2 separate regions of the Homo sapiens genome follow, and region 2 is linked to region 1. A link is a loop called in an ENCODE intact Hi-C map of the cell type or tissue named here. Cell type or tissue: ascending aorta. All regions are shown on one strand.

Region 1 (8,000 bases):
TCCTGCTCTTTCTGCCTCAGGTGTGTGGTCTAGTTAATCCTCCATTCCATGGGAGAAACATAGCCCAGGAATGCTGGTTGTGAGGAGATTTGATTTCTACTCCTACTTCTGCCATTAACTGTATGACTTTGGGCAAGGCTCTTTCCTGGTCCCAGCCCAGCCCCAGCTATTCAGCATCCATTTAGGATAGGTTGGTCTCTAAGGAGCCTTTCTAGCCCCAGCATTCAAGGACTTAGTGGAAACTAGAATTCTGGGTTCAGTTGAGTTCAGTGCCACCGGCATTTGCCGACTGACTTCCTCTTTGTCATCAAGCACCATACGGGGCACTGCAGGGGATATGTTTATATCAGAGCTCTCTCTGATACCACGGCACTCACGGGCAAAGGGAGAGTGGGATGAGAAAAACAAGTGTATTGATATACCAGTGCAGAGCAGACTATGTTGTATGCTGGAAGCAAAGTACAAATGATTATAGGGTCCAAAGGAAGCAGAAATTTCATTTATTTATGAAAAGTCAGAATAAAACTTCATGGCATTTCAGATCAGCCTTGAAAGAGAAAATTCAAACAGGATCCAGTGAAGTTTCTATAGCAACATTTACTGAGCAAATATTATGTGCCAGCCAATGTTCTGAGCACTTTGCACACAGTAACTTATTTATTCCTCTCAGTCTTTTGAGATTAAGACTCTGGTTATCTGATTCTGTATATGAGGAAACTGAGGCATAGACTGGCTAAGGAATAGGCTTAGGCTCATGCCACAAACAAGCACAAGCACAAGGATTCAAAGCTTAGCGATCTGGTGCCTACGCCCGTCACTTAGTGTGGAGAGTCAACTGACTGTCACATAAACAAGGCCACCGAACCTGGAGGGAGGGAGACCTGACTCTGCAGATGAGCTTTGTGTCCCTGGGAAAGTCTTTTCAGCCTCTGACCTTCACGTTTCTTAACTCTGAAATGCGAATGAAAAATAGTTTCCTCGTTGGGTTATGATGATTCAGCAAAATGGCAGGAATAAGAATAGATTTTAAATGATTAAAAGTTCTAGATGATTTTAAATAGGAGAGAAAAGCAGAGGAGCTGATTGAGCAAATGCTGAGAGGAGGTAAAGTGTGGGACATATTTAGGGCAGAGTGATTATTCAGTATTAGGGTCTCTTCTCCACAGTTTGAGAGGTTCCCACCTGAAGTCTTGTTCCATCTCATCTCTTCCAGCTATGCCAGGCCTTGACTCTGCTCTCTCTATGTGGAGAATGACAAATCTAGTCTCTGTGTGTGTGTGTCTGTGTGTGTGTGTGTGTGTGTGTGTGTGTGTGTGTGTGTGTGTATGTGTTGTGCTGTTGAAGCTGAATGCCAGCACAATTCTCATCAGCATTTGAGTTCATTGGCAGCATTTGAAAGAAAGTATAGACCCTTAGCTCTCAGTGCTAATATAGACATTGGCACATTAGTTTCAGCTGAATTAACTCATGTAGGACTGACGCTAAGGGACAGTTAGAGTGGAGTGGAAACTTCTCTGCATACAGAAATAACATCTCAGCACTGTCTGTGTAGCAAGATGTATTATCATCATCTTATTGGTACTGGACAAAGCAGGATCTTCAGATGGTGCCCAGCGACTATAGGGACTAATGGGAAAGCAGAAGGGATGCAGCGTGGTTAAATCCAAAAAAAGAGCAGCAGCTCAAGAGACAGTAGGAAATACGATGGACAAGGGTCAGGAGACCAGGATTTGAGCCCCAGCTTAGGTGATTGGTCCTGGAAATGTCATTTCTATAAATTAGCACAACTGATAAAGATGCTCTCTAAAGCACCTTCGGTTCTGATAGCCTAAAAATGCATGAGTTATTTTTAAGCAGAAACTTAACTACAGCTATTCTTAGTCTCTCAACTAGAAGCTACATGTGATTCTGCATTTCTTATTAACTGAGAGGTACAATTTTCCACTGCATGTTGCTCTTATCTTTCTTAGTGGCCAGATAATGTTATTTATAAAACAATAACAATATAGCCTCAGATAACTGCAGCAACAGAAACAATAGTAGTCATTTACAGGGCCAGGAACTGTGCAAAAACACGTTTTACATGCATTTGATTCTCAGAGCAGCACCATTGGGTGGGTACTATTATTTCCATAATACAGATGAGCAAGCAAAGGTTTCAGAGTTACTAATTAACTTGCCCAAGGGACGAAGCACCGTTTTGAATCTGGCTTGTCCACCATCAAACCCTTTATCCTTAACCACTCAGGTGTCTAGCCCAGAGTAGACACAGGCACGTGAGCCCAAGTGTTCCAGGTGGCCTTTCAGCCCCAGAAATCTCCCCTCACTTGAAAAATAATCTAGAACAATTTTTTTCAGAGGAATCAGTCTTTCTTCCCCAGTCAGAATGAAGTCACTAACTCCAGAGTAAAAGAATGGGGCAAGCGATGCTCTCTGTAAAGTGAATTCTAATGAGGTAAAAGTGGGCAGGTCTCTACTGGAGGAGAGAGGACAGCAGCGAGGAGAGTGGCATGGGAAGTGGAGAGAGCTGCATATGCCCCCACCTCCCCAGTTCTCTGAGAGATATTCCACACAGGAATTCCTGACCCTTGCCCAGCAATTGTTCAATGACTCTGACCATGGAAAGCATACGAGAAAAAGTACGCCAGAAAAGTTGTATCATGGTCGGTAGACCAGAGACAACAGAGAAACTGGCTGCAAGTCTCAGCATCACTCAGAAAGCCTTTGTTCCCAAGGCACTATTAAGTATCAGGCAGACAGAGATTCCTGAGACACAGCTCCTGTCCTCACAGGAAGGACTCACTGGATAAGATGGGAGGCAAACCCAGGCAGGCTAGCATTGATGCAAGATGCTGAGTGCCATAACAAACGTCTAAGCAGCTTGCTTTAGGTGTAGTGTGAAGGGAGGATCAGACATAGTTAATTCTAACACGAGGTAGGAAGTGTTAAGTGTGCTAATAGCAATACAAGCCAAGAACTATGAGAGCCCAGCGAAGGATGGATTAATTCTGACTGGGACTCTCACAGAAGAGGTGGTGTCTAAGTGGGACCTTGAAGGATTGGAATGAGAGATAGAGCAGTGATGAGATTCTGCTCATCACAGGGGAGTTGGTGTAAAGAGGAAAGTCTATTTGCCTGTGCTTGCTTTTCCGAAGGCAGGACGGCTACAAGCATGGAGCTGAAGTTCAGACTGACCTGGCTTTGATTTCTGTGTCTGTCATTTCTGTGTGCCCTTGAACTTTCATATTTTCCTCTGTAAATGGAGATTCTAGTACCTTCTTCATGGCATTGTGATTGGGAACAATTACATTACAACATGTTTAGTAATGCAAGTGTTTAAGTACATGTTCAATAAATGATAGTTTTTATTGTCTGTGCTATGACTATTTCAGTGAACATTATCTCAGTCTTCTGGGTAGCATCTGAGGCTAATTGGCCACTGTTAGGCAATTTTAAAAGTTAACGAAATGCACCTACAACTTCATCTGCATTTGTCCTCTCTTCAGATCCTTGTATATGAGCATCTTTGCCTATTCTTGGATCATAGTCTTGCTTTTTTGTTTTTGATTTGTTTGTGGGTTTTTTTTCTATACAATAGAGCAAATTATTGATTCCTTTTTATAATTTCCTCTTCCTGTTCTAAAGTCCTACCTTGGATGGTCCACTCTTTGTTGTGTGTTCAGATCCAGTAGTGAGTGCAGAAGGACAGTTACCATAGTCAGCCTCTCAGTTAGAATTCTGTCGTGTCTACAGACCAGCTTTGTTCCTCTCCTAGTCACCACTATGCTGCTGAGAATCATCATAGAATATGGGAACTGCAGGCAACTGCAGCCAAATCTTTTGTTTTACCAATGAGAACCTCCAGCCCAGGGACAGGAAGAAAATTGTCAAGTTTGTACAGAGAGACAGGCAGGGGTGGGCCTGTGTACTAGTCCTCAAGTGTGCTGACTCACAGGCCAGTGCCCTGGATGGTTTGCATGCCCTTTCTGCTTTTCTTCCGCAGACTTAGGCTGTGAGGAGGGCAAAAATGCCTTTCCTCCTCCTCATTTCCTCTTCCCTCCCCCTTCCTCCCTGCTTTGGGTAAAGCTGAAACATGCAGCTCGTGCTTCCACAAGGCATCCTCAGCATGCTTTTCACAGCACCCTCTGCTGACTCCGGGGCCTTCACAGCTTGCAGCCCAGTTGACAGCCAGTGAAGTGAGAAGATTGGAAACACTTTAAACTGTCTCAGCATTGAAGAAAGTGAGAAGAAGGCAGGTGGGAAACGTCTGTGATGAGCGACATTGTAGAGAGTTAACAAAAACTGGGAGACTTTCAGGGTTTCCTTCTCCTGCTCCCCTGAAACCAAGGATTATAAATACTTTCAATCTTACAGGACAACTCTAGCTGTGCAGTGGTGACTAGGTTGAAGAGGATTTGGAAGCGGTACTTGGGCTCCGTGTACACACACTTGGGAACACATGCACACACGCATTTATGCATTTGCACTATGTAGTAGGCATTTCTGCCTTGGACTTTTAAAAACATGCTTGCCCTTTAGGATCCTCATCTTGGAAATCTGCCCTCTTCTCCCTCTTTAAGGGATTGCCCTTCCCTCTGAATGTGCAGAACATGCTGTTCTTCTACTGCAGAATTTATTTCATTTTCTCATGCAATTTTTATTAGTGGCTCATAAGTGTGTCTTTCATCGCATTGGAATGACCCTCTTAGAGGCAAGGGTCTTGACTGTTGTTTTCCCCATACTATACCACATACACTATGTTGAATTGATAAATTTACTTATTCAGTGAATGTTTTGGTATTATAATAGACATGTTGCAAGGTAGTTTAGCAAAGTGATAAGGACTCATGTGGAATCAGACATACAGGGGTTTGAATTGTAGCTCCACTATTATCAGTTCTGTGACCCCTGCCTACCTATGTTTTAGTCCCTCTTTTGTTAAATGGCAATAATAATAAAGTACACCCTCTTAAGCTGTTACAGAGATTAAAAGAATTGATGAAAGTAAAATGTGTAGTCTATTTTCTAGCATTAAAGTGCTCAGTATATGCAAGCACCTATTAGTAATTAATGTTAGAAATAATAATGATAATTATCATCATCATCATCATCATCATCATTTGTTGCCACTGTGGCTGTGCCAGGTTCTCCAGATCCTCAATGATCCCCTTTCTTTTCTTAGATATGTGAGGGAGATAAGCAAAGGAATATATTGAAGAGAAAAAGCCCAATGTTTATTACTGCGTGGCTGTTGCTATGCTGTGGGCTTCTATGAGCTGGAGGACCCAAGAAAGCTACTTTCCCTGTGGCCCTCACCTATTCTTGGCTGTCTGGATCTCAGCACTATGGGGATCAGAAGAGGCCACCCCAAAACAATAGGAAATAAAAAGGAATTTTTGCCCAATGCTTTGAACAAGGCAGGTCCAAGCTTCCCACCTCAGATCTTCAGAGTGAAGTCCCCTCCCTCCCATGCTCAAAGCAGCTCTAGACCTGCACAGCACCCTCAAAGAAGCAAATCCAGCAGAGATTTTATGGCTTTAGCACCATCTGGCCTTATCTCCTTAGCTGTCTTGAAGGAGACAATAGAGGGTGGAGGAGAAGTAATCATCCTAAAACCAACAGGTGGCCCCAGTTGTAGGCTATGTAGCAGCATGGCTGTGGTGGTGGTGGTTGCTTGGTGTATGTGTGGAAGTGCAAGGGAAGTCTATAATGCAGTGTTCTGAGTGTGTGCAGAACCTATGGAGGAAATCAGAACTTGAGATAGAGAAACAAGTCCTGTTAATGGTAACGCCATTTGGATCTGGAAATAACTGTGTTTGCATAGTCCATGTCTGTTCTCTTACAGATGAGGAAACAAAAGCTCTTCATTTAAGGAGAGAAATAGTCCACTCTCTTGTTTACTCTTTTACTTGACATTGATTGAACCTCTCAATGGCAAAGACTGTGTTGTGCATTAGATAGATATGCTGAGAAATGAGAAAGAGGCTGTGCCCTCAAAAATTTGTCCTAAAAGGGGAACATCTAGATAATCAATGAGCTAATAAATGATTAGATACAGTGTTGTCCCTTCAACCATCTCTTTGGATTCACCACATTCTCCACACTCTCTCTAAAGACTCCCACTCATGCCCCTGGTGAGTCAAAAGCTCCTGGCCAGTAGCCTCTTCTCTGATCAACTCATATATTTCTGCTCATATCACCTTTGCTGGTGGCATACCAGAATCAAGAATCAATTCTGTTTGTTTTCAAACCTGTTTATATTTCTGTGTTTTTATTATACTTGGACAATTTAATTAAAATGATGTGAACTAGTGAAATATGAGTGCAAAAGAAAGTCTTTTTTCTGAAACTAAATACTTTTGAAAGGCTATCGGATGAATCACTAAAATCATTGTAATATTAGGTATCAGAGAGACGACTCTAAGGTTGGGGAAAAGCATGGAAGAAAATCTAAACTTATATTTATTTTATAAGTGCCTTCAAGTTCCTGATATCAAAATATTGATCAATACATGTGCTTCACAGTGTTTTAAGTTTTTTTGGTATATTTTTTAAATAATCTAATTGCCATCCACGTTGCATCAGTTAAGAGGGCTTCAACTGTAATTAAGACTTTGAGTAAAGTTCTGTGAAGGATACAAACTAAATGTTGTGACCGAGAACAGCAGGATGACCTGCTTAAGGTGGTCCTTGCAAGATAACAAGAAGCCAGCCAAGCAAAAGTAGGGGAGAAGAGTTTTGGGCAGTGAGAACCGCATCGGGGGAGGTGTGGTATGTTGCAGAAGCAGCAGATGAGGGAAAGGGAAATGATAAGGTTTTTCAGGTCAACAGCGCTTAGACAGTGCAGATTCTCAAAGGTCATGCAAAGGAGTTGGGACTTTATTCAAAGCATGATGAGAAAGCATGAGGGGCTTGAGGGGATCTGTTTGACAGGATGTGATTTCCATTTTCAAAAGAGCTTCCTGGCTGCTAGATGAAGGATGGATGAGAACGGAAAAAGGGAAAGTGGGCAAGGTGGAGGCAGGGATGAATTAAAGTGACAAAGGCAAGTGATAAAGTGCAATAAGTCTACAGTGACAGGTGAGCAGTGGCAGAGCCCTAGGCCAGGGTGAGAATGGAGATGTAAAGTGGGCATTGTAAATACATTTGTGACATCTTTAGAGGGACGTGCATCCATATTTTCTTTAGTCAATCTGCATGACCAAACTTACAGCTAATTTTTGAAAGGCATAGGTGATCTGATGGGGGAGAAAATCCTACCAAAAGTCAGGCAGCTGGGTTTTCTTTTTCTAGTTTGATATTTATTGGCTGTGCTACTCAGAGCAAGCAACTTAACTCTTGGAAGCTCATCTAGAAAAGGACAATAATAATATCCTGTGCAGCCCACCTCATATTTGGGTTATGCAGTTTAAATAAATAGATGGCTTACATGTATCTAGGACTTTGGTAAGCTTATTCCTTCACTTGATCCTCACGGCGCATAAGGCAGATACTATGGTCCTCACGTCACAGGTGAGCAGACCAGTACCTGTTCAATAAACCGTTATTGAACATCTACTATGTCAGGGTCAGGGACAGGCCCTGAGACTTTTGAAATAGATTAGACCCAGCCCTGTCCTACAGAAGTTCACAGTCTGATGAAGAAGACAGATATGAAAATGTGAAATTATAGAATATCAAGATACATGCTAAGACAGAAAGTACATTAGAACCTTAGAGGAGGAAGAAATGAATTTTTTCTGGAAGGAGTGAAAAGCTTTCCACTGGAGTCAACATCTGGCTGGGGTCTTGAAGGATGTGTAGAAGTTTTCCAGGTATGGAGGGTCATTTTTGAGAAGGATATGCAAAAGTATGCAGGCCTGGAAGGAAATGGTTCATATGCATCTATGTGGGTGGGGCCTCAGGTGATTGGCAAACTGTTAGGAATGAGGCTGGAGAGTGAATCAGGGGCAGGGAGGCTCCTGCTCATGGATCTGTGAGTGAGTGAGTTATGCAAAAGC
Region 2 (8,000 bases), 270 kb after region 1:
AGAGCTAAGCTATGGGTACACAAAGGCAAACAGAGTGGTATAATGGACACTGGAGTCTCAGAAGCCAGGATTTGGAAAGTGGGTGAGGGATAAAAACTACATAGTGGGTACAAGGTACGCTACTCAGGTGATGGGTGCACTAAAATCTTAGGCTTCACCATCATACAATTCATCCATGAAACCAAAAACCACTTGTACCCTTAAAGCTTTTGAAATGTTTAAAAAGAAAAAGAAGGGAAAAGTAAGCTTGTGGTGTGTGAGCCCACAGGAGGCCGCAGAGGACAGGGCCAGGAGCCAAGAGCAATTGCAGCAAATCCAGACTAGAACCAGGTCTTTGAGAGCATTTTCCACCCTCCACTACCCAATAGCATATAGTCCATCTTCTATCCCTCCTCACAAAATTATGAAAGTGGTAAGACCCAAATCTACATTACAAAAGAGGCCAGAGCTTTGGCCCTCTCTGCCCCATCTCTGTAGTGCTTCTGTTCCTGAACAGGACCTTACCAGCCTTTCCCTTCTTCTCCCCCAGGCCCACCTTGTTGACTGAAACCACCCCAGATCCCACAACAGCCTAGACCCCTCCGTCGGCCCAGCCACCCCAGCACAAACAGCATGAGAGTTGCTGCTGTGTCTCTGCTACCACTATGCCAGGCTGCCTTTCTGTTTTCCCTGGGCCTGATTATCTTAAGCTACCTCTGGGGCCCCACCCGGCTGGGCCCAGTGTTATCTCCTATGCACAGTCATCGTCTTGCTAAAAGGCAATCAGAGGAGCTGACTTTAATAAATGTTAACACCCTCAATGTGAAGTCTGGCAATTAAAACTCCTCTCCAGGACCTCTGAAACAGGCCTGTGGAAAATCCCCCATCTTAATAAGCTCCAATCATCAGAGGACGCTGAGAGAAAGCAGGGATAAGGAGAAGTCACTGAAATTTTCAAAGGGGAGGGAAGCAACCAGGAAAGGCACCTTCCTCCATTTCTCATCCCTCCCTCTGAGGATCCCACTCCAGGCCAATTTCATCCAACAGGCCTGAGAAGCAAACAGAGGCTGATCAGGAAGGCCTTAAGGGTCATCTTGTTCAGTGGTGTTTAGATTTTTGGTGCATTAGACTCACCTGGAGGGCCCCTTAAAACACAGATTGCCAGGGTTTAGTTTCTGATTCAGTGGGTCTGGGGTAGGGCCTGAGAATTTGCATGTCTAGCAAGTACTCAAGTGCTGCTGCCACTAATGGTCCAGGGACCACAGTTTGAGAACCACTGATCTAGCTCAATATCATCATATTACAGATGGTGAAACTAGGCCCAGAGAGATAGGAACTTGCTCAAGATCTCATATCTAGTTAGTGCACCCCATTTGAAAGGATCAAAGCAAATCTCTTGAGAGCAATTCCCAATTGTATGTTTTAAATTTTTTTCTCCATAGAATTTTAAACATTGGGTTTATTAACAGTCATCACCACGGTCATCATTATCCTGAAATGAGATCTTTGAAATCAAAGGAAGAAATAGTTGGTAGTTAGCATGCCAAGTAACAGGACAGCCTGCCTCATCAATACACAGGAAGCCAAATTGGAAAAGAGTTCTCCTAAGTGAGTTCTTTGACAAGATTTCCTTTCTTTCTCCTTCCTTTAGATCAGATTAGAGGCAGGTTAGATTAGATTTAGGTCCAGATTGGATTTCAGGGCCCTTAGACATCACTTAGTCCCCTGATCACCCAAACAAAAAAACATGCCATCATATTATTCTTATCACTTATCAGTGTCTGGAATTCATACTTACTTGTGTTCTTGCTTCCCACAATCTCCTCCACTAAAACCTATGTTCATGAGAGCATGGACATTCTCAGGGCCTGGCATTTACAAGCTTTTAATAATTATTTGTTGATTAATTAACTGAGAACCATATTAGCTAGGAAAGGATTCATTAATCTGATGAATTTATTGACATTTGGCAGGGATTTGAGTCCTGAGGCCATAGTCCGAGAAAGATGTGATCAGGTAGAAGGCAGGAAAGTTACCCTGGCACCAAGATCCCAAGAAGCAGCAGAAAAAAATGTTGCCACAATGGAAAAGAGATTCTAAGGGCCAATCCCAGCCACTGTCCCTTACCCCCGCAACACACACACAAGCTCTCACACATATTTTCACACATGCCCCACACTCTGCCTCCCAAGAAAAACAGCTTAGCAGCTGAGCTATCCAAATCACACCATAAAGATCCCAGACAGGGGAAAAGATCATCCACTATAATTACCATGTAGGAGCTTTCATATGGCACCCTGCTAAAAGCAGGGAAGCAAGACGGATCAGAACAGACAGCTTATTAAATTATCCAGTGCATCAACTCAATGAACACTTCCAAATGGTTTTCTTTTCCTCTTTTTTTCTATCCATGAGTTTTTAATGTTTGCTCTCCTTTCTCCACTGTTTAGGATTCCCGTTAGGTGTTCAGATCACTGCTTTCCTTCTGCCGGCTGCTGTCTCTTATCATCCACCTTCCTGAATCATTCACATAGAGTGGGAGATACAGCATGTCATGTTGCAGACTGGACCCAGCTTTTGAAGTTAGAAGACCCACGTTTGATCGTGGTTCTTCTGTGTGATCCTGGGCATGCTATGAATTTGCCTGAGCTGTGGATTCCTCAAAGGTAACATAAGGGTGATAGCACAACTCAGTTTGGGGCAGAGATTAGAGGGGATGACATATAGCAGCCCACTTTCCAAACTGCCAAAAGAGGAACAGGTGTGAGCTGCCAGGACCATGTCAGGATGGATTTTTGGCCTTTGTCTAAGGCACAAAATCATTTGGCAAGTGCTAGGAAGAGGTCCTCTGCCTCCAGATAGTGCTACAGAAATGCACTACACAAGAGCTTTCAATTTGATTAACAAATATCCACCTTGAAAATGCAAATAGACAGGTGAAAAAAATGCATCTGTCTACCTTCCAGTCATCCTCATTTTAGTGTGAATCTGATTAAAAGCATTCCTTTCCATGAAAGGGCTAGATGAGCCCTGCCTGGATGAAAGAATGAATCATCTGGTAGAGTTTGGGCAATCAGGAAGGAAATGTTCAAGCCTGGGAATACTACGAAAGTGAGTTTGTTAGAATCCGGGTGGCTATAAAGAGAAGTTAAATTCTCTAAGCCCCAGTTTCCTCATCTGTAAAATGAGGGTAATAGTACCTACCTAGAGTCATTATTAGAATTAAATAAGGTAAAGTATGAACCACTTAGTGTGAGCATAGCACAAAAAAGAACTTAGTGAAACTTAACTACCACTACAGTTACTAAGAGTGGTATCATTATTATAATAACATTTATTTTTATTACTACTTCTACTAGCTGTCAATAAGCAGCATATGGCCCTCTGAACCTTGCTTGGAAAGATGCCCATCTTTCAAAGCCTCTTTTGTATCATTAATCTATTGCTGTTTAATAAAGCACCTCAAACTTGATGGCCTAAAACAACCATCATTTATTTTGCTCATGAATCTGTAATTTAGGCAGGACCTAGGGGAATGGCTTACTTCTGCTATATATGGCATCAGCTGGGGTAGTTCATCTGAAGACTAGAGGATCTAGTTTCAAGATCACTCACTTACACTGCTTAAAAAAAATGGTGCTACCTCTTGGCTGGGAACTCAGCCAGGGATATTGGTTTCAGTTCCTCTTAATCAGTTGTTTGGGCTTCTAAACAGCATGGTGACTGAGTTGCAAGAGGGAGCTTCTCAATAAAATAAAAGAACATGGCATTTTTATGACTTAGCCTCAGAAGTCACATTATGTCCCTTCCTCTGTACTCTGTCTGTCCAGGCAATCACAAAGATGCACCCATGTTCAAGGGGAGGGGACACAGACCCTACCTCTTCATGTAGGAGTGTTAAGATTGTAGAAAAAACATGTGGGATGGAAAATATTTTTGCAGCCTTCTTTAGAAAATATAATCTGCCATACCTCTCAGGAAAGTCTTCCTGAATTCTTCACCCTCACCAGTTACATGACCTCCTTTGGTGTCCAACTTTCTTTTACCACTCACATTACCCTGAAATGTTCAGCACTGTCTTTCTGTTTTTCCAATATCCAAAATAAATGGCATGGAGATGGTGGCAGAAAAAGGAAATAGAGATGCTTTACAATTTGATCTTGCTATCACTGTTTGGACACAGACAGCTCTGGAATATAATTTTATTCATTTAGAACTTTTCAACCTCTCAATTTCCTCATCTATGAAACAAGGAATAATAGTGATGACACCTCAATGAATTTTTTGAGAAAATCATATTAAGCACATCTAACTTCATGAAGCACGTAACTTACATTAGTAAACCTGGCTTTTAAGAGTTAGCACAAAAATATTAGCTATTATGATACCACTAAGTTGGAATTTGCGACAATTCATACAGAAAATAGATTTTTCTTACCCTAAGAATGTCCTGTGTTGTAACTAGTGAAAATTAAAGGTGGAGAAAATGTCAGGGAATGAAGCAGAGAGGAAAGATATCTTAAATATTTATGGCACGGCTCTTTTAAGCCTTTCACATGGAGGAGGTGGGGCTTGTACGGCATCCTCTAAGCTGAGTCCATTTTGGAGAGGTAGTGGAAGTGGGGAAGAGCATGAATGAGTAGAGAAAACTGGGCCAGTGTGAAGGGTCTGAAGGAGTCGCATCAAGCAGAGAGTGCCCTGTCTCGCCCAGCCAGACGACACAAAGCAGAAGATGGCATTTCAGATGCCCTCCAGCTCAGCAAGTCTCTACTCCTCCATTCGCAGAGGTTCTTTGTCACAAAGAGAACCTCCTAAGCCACAAAAGGAACTTAATGGAAAGATGCTGGAATGTTCAAGAAAGGAGGTGGGCTGGCTCCAGGGGTCTAGGCAGCAGGGAAGGCTGTGTGGGCCTTCTTACCAGAACATTGCCATGGAATGGGATTTGGCTCCAGAGACCACTATGATCAGAGTCTTTCCACTCCAAGTTTCCAATTCCCAGTGTCTTACCCTGGGTTAATCAGCTATGGCAAGGGAAGCAGGATCCGACAGTATGGGAGTGGCTGCTGTTAGCTCATCCGACATAAAGAGACAACTGTAGAGAAAGAAAACGAGGCAGAATTGACACAGAGAGGCAGCAGTGGGCAGGGAGCCCTTACATAGTGAAGGTCCTGGCCAGGTCCTCCTCCTCCCTCTCCATTGTCACAAAAACTGCCCTGCACTGGGTGGCGCAATGGAGTTCCAGAGAATTTAATAAGCAAAATGTGTTTATTATTCATCTATCACGTGCCAGACAGTGTGTTTAGCACTACAGATACAGAAATGAATGGACACTCCATTTCACAGCACAGGAGTACTTAGTGGTTAAGAGCCCCCAACTGGGAATGACAAAGATCAGGGTTCAAATTCCAGTTCTACCCCTTATGCATTGTGTAAATTTGGCCCTGTCTCCTCAAGCTACAGTGAAGACTGGCTAATAATTGTGCCTACCTTACAGGTCATTATAGTTCATCACAAGGATTTAACAAGAGAAGGTAGACAGTCCTCATGAGATGCCTTACACCTAGCGAGCACTGCATATACTTGGCTGTAACTCCGACTGTAACAAAAAAAAAAAAAGGACTTCCCTGCCAACTTTACCTGTCAGTGCTAGAAGAGACTGTATATTCTTATTCCAGGGTATAGGCAGATGTCCTGCCCAGTGGGATCCAGCCCCACAAACATCAGAATCACCTAGGAAACCAGTCAACAATGCAGCCCCCAGCCTTGCTCCCAGATTGTCTGATTCAGGACATCAGGAGAAAGGTCTGGAATCTACATTTAAAGCTTCCCCTCACAATCTAAGTGATTTTAATACATAATTATTATGAGTACCAGTGTTCTAGACTAGAAAATCCTCTTACTTGAAGGCAAGGAAACTGACAATGATGGAAAGAAAACAATTCGACTTAAGATCTCACAATGAGAATTACTGGGCAAATTAGTTTTCTATTGTTGTGTAACAAATTACCACAGACTTAGTGGCTTAAAACAGTACGGTAAAACTATTTTTTCCTAGTTTCTGTAGATCAGAAGTCTAGGCATAAGATGGCTGAGCCCTCTGCTGTTTGGTCCCAAAAGGCTTAAATTAAGGTGTTGGGCTGCCATCCTTTCTACAGCTCAAGGATCCCCTTTCAAGCTCTCATGGTTGTACGCAGAATTCCATTTCTTGGGGTTATAGGACTAAGGGCTCTGTTTCATGCTGGCTATCAGCCAGGGGTCACTCTTAACTCCTAGAGGCACTCTCCGGCCTTTCCATGTGGCCCCCTCCATCTCTAAAAGCCAGCAATGGAGAATCTTCTCACATTGAATCCTCCCCATGCTTTGAATCTCTCACTTTTCCCATCTTTAACCTCTAGTCTCAGATGTAAAGGGCCGATATGTAGTTAGGTGAGGCCCAACCATTTGATTAACTCAAAGTCAACCAGTTACTACCCTTTATAACAGCTACACAATTGCTGTATGCCATAACATAACCCTGGGAGTGACAGCCTGTGATAATCACAAGTTTTGCCTACATTCAAGGGAAGGAGGTTTTACAAGGGTGAGGGTCATGGGAGGTCATTTTAGAATTCTGCCTACTACACTGGGAATATAATCTAAAACTCAGACAAAACACAGCTTGTCAGTCATGCAGAAGTCACCACCCCTCACATTACAGCAATAGCTTCCTAACCTCTAAATCAACATTTGTACCTCCAAACCAAATAATACAAGAAAAGTTCATCGATGTAAAATGTAGCTTATAACTGTTATTTCAAGGCATTGTAAGCACATAGGTTGTCGATGTATTGAACAGGCACTTTCTTTGGTGTATCTCGGTGAAAAAATTGACAGTCGAGCTTACTCACCAACCCTTGCCTGTGTCCAACAAACACAACTGAAATGGAACTTAAACTGACCATCGTAACCAACCACTCACAAAATCAAGTGCTCAAACAGAAACAGATGGGAATGACAAAGGAACCTAACCTAGTACAGGTTGAGTTTATTTTGTCTGAAATGCTTAAGACCAGGAGCATTGCAAATTTTGGATTTTTTTAATTTTGAAATGTTCACATTATACTTACCAGTTTCCCTAATCTGAAAATGCTCCTGTGAACATATCCTTTGAGCATCATGTCAGAATTCCGTAAGTTTTGAATTTTGGAGCATTTCAGATTTCAGATTTTTGAAGTAAGGATACTCCATCTGTACCTCCTATGTACTTAGCACAATCTTTGTACATTATCTCATTTAAGAGTTAAGACAGTCTCATGAAATAGACATTATTATTCCTATTATAAATAAAGAAAATGAGATCTTTGGGAAAAAAAAATACAGGTAGCAAGAGGTAGTACCAGGATTAAACCTAGGTCAGGTCAGTCTAACTTCAAACTACATATTCTATCCACAGATCCAATATTAATAAATGTTGGTTATCTTCTCTATTACCTCAATCATACAATATATTTTTAAGACAAACAAAAAATCTCCACCAGCAAAACAAGACAGTGTCCCTCATGCAGTCTTAAAAAATAAGAACTACATTTTGTTCCTGCCCTAAGTAAAACTAAATCTTTCCAACAGTGTCAGATGTATTACTAATTACACAATTACATTATGCAGTCGTGCTTGTAATAAAATTCTTGGAGTGCTTTTAGCAAATTCAACTTTGGAGAAAATAACGACTTCCTTTAGAATTATTTACTAAATTAAGCAATTCTTTACTCAACATTGTTTTTAATAATTCAAGTACAGGATGTTTTATTATGAACATTTTCTAAAACAAGTTTAAAAATAATTCCATTCTTATGAGTATGAGCATGGTTGTTCCAAGAAGGTATTTTTAAAAAATATTTAATATTCCTGTTCTGCCAGACAGTGAAAGATTTTTCACATTTTCCATGATTATTTCAACTGGAATGCATCTCCCTCCTGCCCCCAGGGCTGACAGAGTTGGGGAAGAAAAGCCACAATTTCATTTATATCACTCAGCAGGTTAC

Evidence for each region. Hi-C counts contacts between places; a loop is a spot of excess contacts. Peaks named below come from ENCODE experiments on the same cell type or tissue, not always from the same donor. Only the 100,000 strongest peaks of a DNase experiment are listed, where the experiment ranks them.
Region 2: a loop joins it to region 1, with 3 times the contacts of the local background. A loop is called at or near these places in 2 of 110 quality-filtered maps.

The regions. Positions count from the first base shown.
Region 1 is chr5:153,625,163-153,633,162 of GRCh38, forward strand. All of the region lies in intron 2 of GRIA1 (glutamate ionotropic receptor AMPA type subunit 1), which reads left to right. Among named protein-coding and RNA genes, the nearest start is that of GRIA1, 140 kb to the left of the region's middle. In ascending aorta, a CTCF peak has its summit at 4,165 (motif pointing left); a DNase peak (open chromatin) is centred at 3,979; H3K27ac peaks cover 2,957 bases.
Region 2 is chr5:153,893,290-153,901,289 of GRCh38, forward strand. It overlaps LINC01861 (long intergenic non-protein coding RNA 1861), which reads right to left and starts at 5,698. Exons shown (of 4, transcript NR_146729.1): 1 at 5,617-5,698; 2 at 4,898-5,071; 3 at 2,252-2,496. In ascending aorta, no CTCF peak of the experiment used is centred here; a DNase peak (open chromatin) is centred at 7,942; H3K27ac peaks cover 3,934 bases.